Regions from separate parts of the Homo sapiens genome. Here region 1 is linked to region 2. A link is a contact called in ENCODE Hi-C or POLR2A ChIA-PET data. All regions are on one chromosome and are shown on one strand. The core of a region is the stretch at or near the end of the contact, and the rest is flanking DNA. Distances in the headings are between cores, read along the strand shown.

Evidence for each region. A loop is a pair of places that touch in the nucleus more often than their neighbours do. ChIA-PET counts read pairs that join two places held with the same protein, here RNA polymerase II (POLR2A).
Region 1: a map of ascending aorta shows a loop between it and region 2 (6-fold over the local background). The contact joins the enhancer-like site here to the promoter of NR5A1 in region 2. A Hi-C loop is called at or near these places in 1 of 168 maps with a recorded cell type or tissue (ascending aorta). POLR2A ChIA-PET finds 5 or more read pairs at or near these places in 1 of 52 experiments (HEK293T).

The regions. Positions count from the first base shown.
Region 1 is chr9:124,809,440-124,813,020 of GRCh38, reverse strand. OLFML2A (olfactomedin like 2A) reads right to left here. Exons shown (of 8, transcript NM_182487.4): 8 at 1-3,213. The coding sequence ends at 2,609. Among named protein-coding and RNA genes, the nearest start is that of OLFML2A, 34 kb to the right of the region's middle. RefSeq lists enhancers at 1-308, 810-1,312, 1,313-1,813. Within about 2 kb of position 1,985, at least 10 of the 41 ENCODE cell types and tissues checked have a DNase peak (open chromatin) inside an H3K27ac peak, as active enhancers do.
Region 2 is chr9:124,505,501-124,508,892 of GRCh38, reverse strand. It overlaps NR5A1 (nuclear receptor subfamily 5 group A member 1), which reads left to right and starts at 1,494. Exons shown (of 7, transcript NM_004959.5): 1 at 1,494-1,644. RefSeq lists a cis regulatory region at 1,412-1,417, promoters at 1,399-1,543, 1,414-1,737 and an enhancer at 508-3,392.

The DNA.
Region 1 (3,581 bases), core at 736-3,235, 300 kb before region 2:
GAATCGCGCCATTGCATTCCAGCCCGGGCAACAAAAGCGAAACTCTGTCTCAAAAAAAAGAAAAGAAAAGAAAAAAGAAAAAACTGACCATACCCACCACATAACCCACTTACAAGGGTATGAAAACAGAAGAGGCCTAGTGAATGTTTGTTTGGCGGCTGTGGCCAGGATCGTTCCCCCAGAATGCAATGCTGCTTGCCCCTTAACTTTTAAAAATCAGCCTATTCTCACTTTCCTTTTTTTCAGATTAATGAAGAAAGGGGGGCCTTCTCCTTCTTCTCACATGGTTGGGCTATGATGTCATGAAAGACACAGTCTTGTAAAACCCACACCCAGGGCCAAGGGAGATGCCGGGGCCTCGAGGCCCCCTGGTGAGTCTGGAAGAGGAGCCTGCAGTGGTTAGTTGGCCGGGGGTGGGGGCTGGATGTGACCATGATGAGTCAGGCCTGGCTGGGCTGGTTGTCATCATTCCCCTGTATTCCAGGGGTGAGTTAGAGCTTAAACAAAACAGCACCTGACAATGCCTGAAAGAAGTGTATTCTGCACAAAAAGCATTTGCTGGCCAGGCGCAGTGGCTCATGCCTGTAATCCCAACACTTTGGGAGGCTGAGGCGGGCGGATCACCTAAGGTCAGGAGTTCGAGACCAGCCTGGCCAACGTGGTGAAACCCCTGTCTCTACTAAAAATACAAAAATTAGCTGGGTGTGGTGGTGGGTGCTGTAGTCCCAGCTACTAGGGAGGCTGAGGCAGGAGAATCGCTTGAACCCAGGGGGCAGAGGTTGCAGTGAGCCGAGATCGCGCCACTGCACTCCAGCCTGGGCGACAAGAGCAAAACTCCAACTCAAAAAAAAAAAAAAAGGCATTTCTTTACACTCTTACACTCTTGGCTGTGCAGCTGACCTTCCTAACATGGCAACTGGTATTCAAACATACAGACATCCAGGGAGCTGGCATTGGGACAGAATGAAGGCAGCAAGGGCCAGGGGGCAGGTGAGGATGAGCAGTAAATGTCCTTCACAGGTGCTGGGGTGCCTTCCCAGGTAGGGCAGCCTCCATGTGCGGAGAATAAAGGATACAGACAGAACCCTTCTGGAAGGAGATCGGCTGTGCCCAGCTCCCAGTGTGACACTGAGCTGCTCTCTAAACTTTTCTGAGCCTCTTTTCTCTTTCATGAAACAGGGAGTTGGGCTAGAAAATTTCTTTCCAGCTCTAAAAATACTGTCTAAAAAAGCAGAAGAGGGGCAGGCTTGAAGGCCTCGTCCTCTGGGCTGTGTGGGTCTGAGGCTCTGGGGAGCCACCAGTGGCCCCGGGCAAGGTGGCCCCCGTGCATCCTCAACCCAAGTCCTGGGTCGAGCCAGGAAAAGTCCAGTCTGCAGACCCTCAGTTCTTCCCTCCCCGTTCCCACCCTCTGGTTCTCTCCTGCAACCAGAAGAAGGCCTGATGCCTCCCCTGGACCCAACTACTCACACCATGTCTTCTGCAGCCCCCAGGCTGCTGGGCCAGCCTGCCCAGTGACCAGGTCAGGGCTGGCAAGGAAGAGGGAAACTGTGCCATCCTGGCACCACACCAGACTTGGGCCTAGGGTCTTATTCATGGCAGACCCGGAGGTATCCCTGAGTGTGTAAAGGTTGTGGGTTTGAAAGCCCAGAGAAAAAGGACAAGGCGGACTCCAGGCCCAAAGGCTCTGGGATGAACCAGGGAGGGGACCCAAGGCCTGACTATGTGAACAACGCCAGTGCTTCTGGGTGGAGAGGGAGCCTCAGCTCAGCTCCCCACCCTGGCAGAGCTGCCGGCTGCCTTCTCAGCTGCTGCTGCAGAAACAAATGACGGCACTGATGAAGAATAAGAGAAAATAAAAATGAGCATAGAGCAGACAGGGGCCTTGGAACAGAGGATGGGATTTTCTCTCGGGGTGCGGTTTCTGCTCAGCAGCTAGGTGACGGTAGAGGTTTGGAATGTGGCCGGACAGCGGGTGGGGTGGGCTGGGCTGAGGGGGCTGGCCAAAGACAAGAGACAAGGACATTGGCTAAGGGGCCCAAAGCCCAGGGCCACCAACAGCTCAGCCAGAACAGGGCCCTAGGATGGCAGGCAGAGCCAGGGCCTCCACCCCACACCAGTACACTGGCCCTAAAGACCTCTGGTTCTGAGTGGCCCTGGGAAGGGAGACTGGGTTGAGAGAACAAGGGAGACCGGGGAGATGGGGGAGGGCAGGGAGGGGAGGGCGTGGTGAAGTCTCCTCATCCCTAAAATGGGGCTGTCCTGAGAGCACAGCCTGCCTGATCACAACTGAGGTGTTAGGCAAGGGACGGTGCCTCTCTGAGCCTGTCTCCTCGTCTGTTAAATGGGTTCATGATCTCTACCTCCAAGGGAGGTGCTAGGAGAATCAAACGGGTAAGTGTGTGGGAAGTGCTTGGCACGGTGCTCTGCAAGTGGAAGCAAGTATTACCCACTGGGTGCTGAGGAAGCTCAATCCTGGTGACCACCTCATGCCCAGTCCCAGCCCTGGGCTGGCCCCCAATAAATATTTGCGGACTGGGTCAGTTGCAGGAGCTGCTGTGCAAAGCCCCTCCCGCACTGCTGCCCCTCTCCGGGGAGCACAGGTCTCCACTCAGACCACGAAGTGGAGGGTGTAGGTGAGCTGGTGGCCATTGTCCCAGGCGTACAGCACCCGCTCCTTGGGGTTGTAGTCGATCTGGGTGGTGTAGGCGTGCTCGTTGAGGAACGGCAGCTGGGGGCGTGCGTCGGTGCCCGTGTGCGTGTCGAAAGCGTAGGCGACCTGGCCTTCCTGCTGGTTGTACGTGTCCACGGCATACAGGATGCCGCACACCAGGAAGCAGTTCCCGTAGGAGTTCCGCCGCAGCCGTGTCTTCCACGTGGTCTCCCGGTGCACGGAGAGATCGCCGGGGTCCAAGCGACTCAGGACGATCACCTCGGGCTGGGCCTCATCGCGGTCGTCCACGGCGGGGTAGATGACCCACAGGCCGCTCTCGTCCACGGCAAAGTCAATGTCCGAGTGTCCGCGCCACTTCCAAGGTGTGGTGTCCTCATATACCACGTCGGGCAGCAGCGCCCAGGAGGCCACGAAGCGCTGCCGTAGGTCGTACTTGATGATGTTCTTGGTGAAGGCGCGGTTGTAGTAGAAGGCGCCCTGGTACACCACGTGGCCTGTGCCGATCCAGTTGTAGGGTAGCTTGTACATGTTACTCCAGCGGCCTGCAGGCGAGGGCGATGGTCACCCCAGACCTCCCGAGCAACCCCAGCCCACCCACATCCCCTGAGCCCACCAAGGGCTCTCAGTGGCCCAGTAAGTGACTGATACCAAGCATGTGCAGTGTGCCTGGAGCTGGGATGACATCTTATTATGGCACAAGCGTCTCCTGAAGGAGGTCTATCGTCATCCCATCTGCTTAAAAAAAAAAAGGCTCAGAGGATCAAGGTCGCCCAGCTCTGGAATGGCACAGCTAGGATTTAGACACAGGGTGACATCAGCCCCATTCTTTGTCTCCAGGCCTTCGTCCCTGCTGTTCCTCTGTTAGGACTGCCATTCCCCAGGCCATCTGCTTGGGGAATGCCTGCCCATC
Region 2 (3,392 bases), core at 245-2,744:
TTCAAGCGATCCTCCTGCCTCAGCTTCCCAAGTAGCTGGGACTACAGGCACAAGCCACCACACCAGGTGAATTTTTCTATTTTTTAGTAGAGATGGCGTTTTGCCATGTTGGCCAGGCTTGTCTTGAACTTCTTGACCTCAGGTGATCCGCCCACCTTGGCCTCCCAAAGTGCTGGGATTACAGGCATGAGCCACAGTGACTGGCTGGAAAACACATAGGTTTTAAATATAGTTGGCGTTTCTACTTTTTCAGTGGCCTTCCATGAAAAAATATATATAGGGAGAGTTGGCTTCACTTCACTTATCCAGAAAAGTCCCTCTTGTTCCAGATAAGTGAGGTGTTGGGTGTGATTTATTTATTTCCTCCAATGAAGGGATATGTGGGAGGAGGGGTGGTTCTCAACAGTGACTGCCCCATAGTCACCCTGTGCCCCTCCCTGCTCTCCCAAGATGAAAGGCACGGAGGTAAATCCTCTGAGGACAGAGACTTTTCTTCTCTTTCCTATGGGATCCCTGGTGCCTGGAACAGTGCCTGACCCCTAAGTGTGCGCTCAGTAAATGTGAGACAAACAGAGGAACACACAAAAGATCCAGTCACCGTGGGAGCGGCACAACACCCTGCAACCCGGGCCCTACAGGAACAGGATATTTCAGAGCCCATCTGGGCCCAGAGATTGGATGGGGACGTCCCAGGTTGTCTAGGGAGGCCTAGCCTTCTAGATAAGGGCCCCTTCCTGCTACCCTGTCCTATCCTGGACTAGCTTCATACTTGGTTCAACCTGGGGCCACTATAGCCACCACTTGGCCTCAGAGGCAGTCTCAGCCCAGCCTCAGTTTTTCCAGCCATCGACTGGGAACATCAGCAGCCCACAGCAGATGAGGACATTCAGAGGCCACCGTGGCATGCACGCACCAGGTGTCCAGGCCGCTCACCTGCTCCCCTTCCGGCCCCCCTCTTCTTCCACCTGATGGAAGAGGAAAAAGAGGTGGAAGCAGCAGGCCGCCTAGTCAAGTCGCCATGGCCTTGCCTCCGCACTGGCCTGTCCTGACTCTACTCCAATGTCCGGGCTGGGCCAGACCATGCCAGGCCAGGCCCCAGGGAGGTAGCCATTCACAAGGAGAGAGGAGCAGGCGGCAGGCCGGGTGGGGGAGCAGCCCATAAATCAAGCCCCACTCCCACCCGGTTTCTAACAAGCGGGGCTGCCTACCCGCCTCTGTGGGGTCCCTGCCTCTGGGCTCCCACAGCGGGCCTGGAACAGCCAGCTGGCCAAGGCCTCTGCAGTGCCTTGGCCTCCGCCCCCACCCTCAGCCCCCAGATAGATAGGGGTATTTTTTTTCTTTTAGGAGAAGAAGAAAAAATAGACGTAAATGAAGAGAAACACCAACAAAGAAGGCGAGAGGCCTGCAGAGTCACGTGGGGGCAGAGACCAATTGGGCCTCCGGTGGCCCCCCCACCAGGGCGGGGAGGAGGAGGAGGACGGACGGACAGGGCCAGCCTGCTGTCCGGCTGCCGCCCGCCGTGGTGTGAGGGGGTTTCTGCGCACCCACAGTCGCCACCGTCCCACCTGGGCTGCCGGAGCCTCCCCCTGGACCCCTGGTGCCCACTGCCACCCTCATCCGGTGTGAGAGCGCTGCTTCCGCTTCGTAAGTGAGGGCCTTGGCCCAGGCCTCTAATGGCCAGCCTCCTTCTGCAGTGCCTCCCTGCAGCCTGGGCCGGCCACTGCCTGCTCCACTTAGTGACCGGTGCCCCCTGCTCTGGGCAGGGAAGGTGCCAGGGGTCTCCCAGACTCACCCTCCCACCATGCTACCCCCTCTTCTTCCCTGGGCTGCCGATGGGAGGAGCCAGGCCTGTGACCACAAGCCCCATGGAGGTCCGCTGGTGTCCCGCTGTCTCTGGCCAGGCATCCACCAGGCTGTGTGGGTCTGAGCCTAGAGGTCTGTGAGTGTGTCTGGAGGGCTCTGGGCCTGTCTTGGGGCTCTGTCCCCCACCTGAGTTTCTGTGTTGTCTCTGTGGCTCTCTCTGAGTCTTGCTGTGTATCCGTGTGTCTGTCTCCGGCATCCATCTGTCAGCCTGGGTTCTGCGGCCGGGCCAGGTCTAGGCTTCCCTCCCTGGGTGGGTGGATGAGGGGCTGGAACTCCCCAGGCGGTGGGCTGGAACCTGGAACCTGTGGGGGTGGGTGCCTCGGAGCCTGGAGTGCAGAGGAGCCATGGGCTTCCAGCCGGTGAGAGTAGAAACCCTTGGGGAGAGGGGATTGGAGATAGAGGGAGAAGGGCCTGAGCCCAGCCCCCACCCAACCCCGGCGGCTGGGGCCTGTGTGTCCAGCTCCAGGTTTCCAGGAGACCTCGGGTGAGCTCTACCTTAGAACAGCCAACTGGGGCACCCCAGCCCATCATCCACCAACCCCCTTCCCTCCTGCAGTCACTGTCTGAGGGCTCCATTGTGGTGGGGAGCTGTTCAGAGGCGGCAGTGACCCCCACCTCCAGCTCGGGCAGATGCTCTTGTTTCTCAGGGGTTTGGGGGTGCGGGGGGTACGATTAACAGGGTCTCTGGCTCTTTCTTCCCTCCTCATCCAAGATTCTTGCATGGAAACCGCAGTACCCCATCTGTAAAGCCAACATGTTCCACTTTATGCTCGGAGAAAACTGAGGCTCTCGTTTCAGAGAGGAGAAGTGACTTGCCCGAGCTTGCACAGCTAGTCTGCGGGTTCTGCTCCTTCTGTGGGTGAGCCAGCTGAGTGCGGTCTGCGCGGGGGGTTCTCTGGCCACAACTTGCAGGCCCCAGGCCCAGCTCCAACCGAAGCCCGAGGCCTCCAGGCGGGCGGGAGCCCAGATGGAGCCTTTTGGTGGGTTGCGCCGCTGTCAATGCAAAATTGCGGTATTTTCCTGCTTGAAGATCGCAGCTTTTTGGCCTCATGGTCCCCAAACTCTCTCTGACCCCAGGTGCCAGCGGGGGCGGAGGCAGGATGCAAGCAGGCCCCTTCCTTTCGGGTCCGTTTCTCCAGCTGAAAAACAGTGGCCCCGCGGATGGTCCCTAGCCCAGAGCAACTGCTTGGCCCATAGGCCCGGGAACCCCTTTGTCCCCAAGACCGCCCAGCGCTTTCTTCCTCGCCCCACCCCCCCGTGAGAGCTCCGAGGGGAGCAGCGGGGCCCTGCCTCCGGGCTCCTCTCCCAGCTCCTGCGCCCGTAGAGGCTTCGGGTCCCCCCAGGCCTCGGACATTTGTAAAATGGGATTTCCACGAGTCCCATTTCCAGCCCAGCGACCTGAGGCTAGCGAGCAGAAGGGGTTCGCCCCAGATCTCCCCAGAGGGGCGCCACTGAGCGCTTCCGCCAGGCCACACGCGTGCTTTGCCCCTACTGCTTGGGTTCATCCTCACGACCCACCCTTAGCGAGG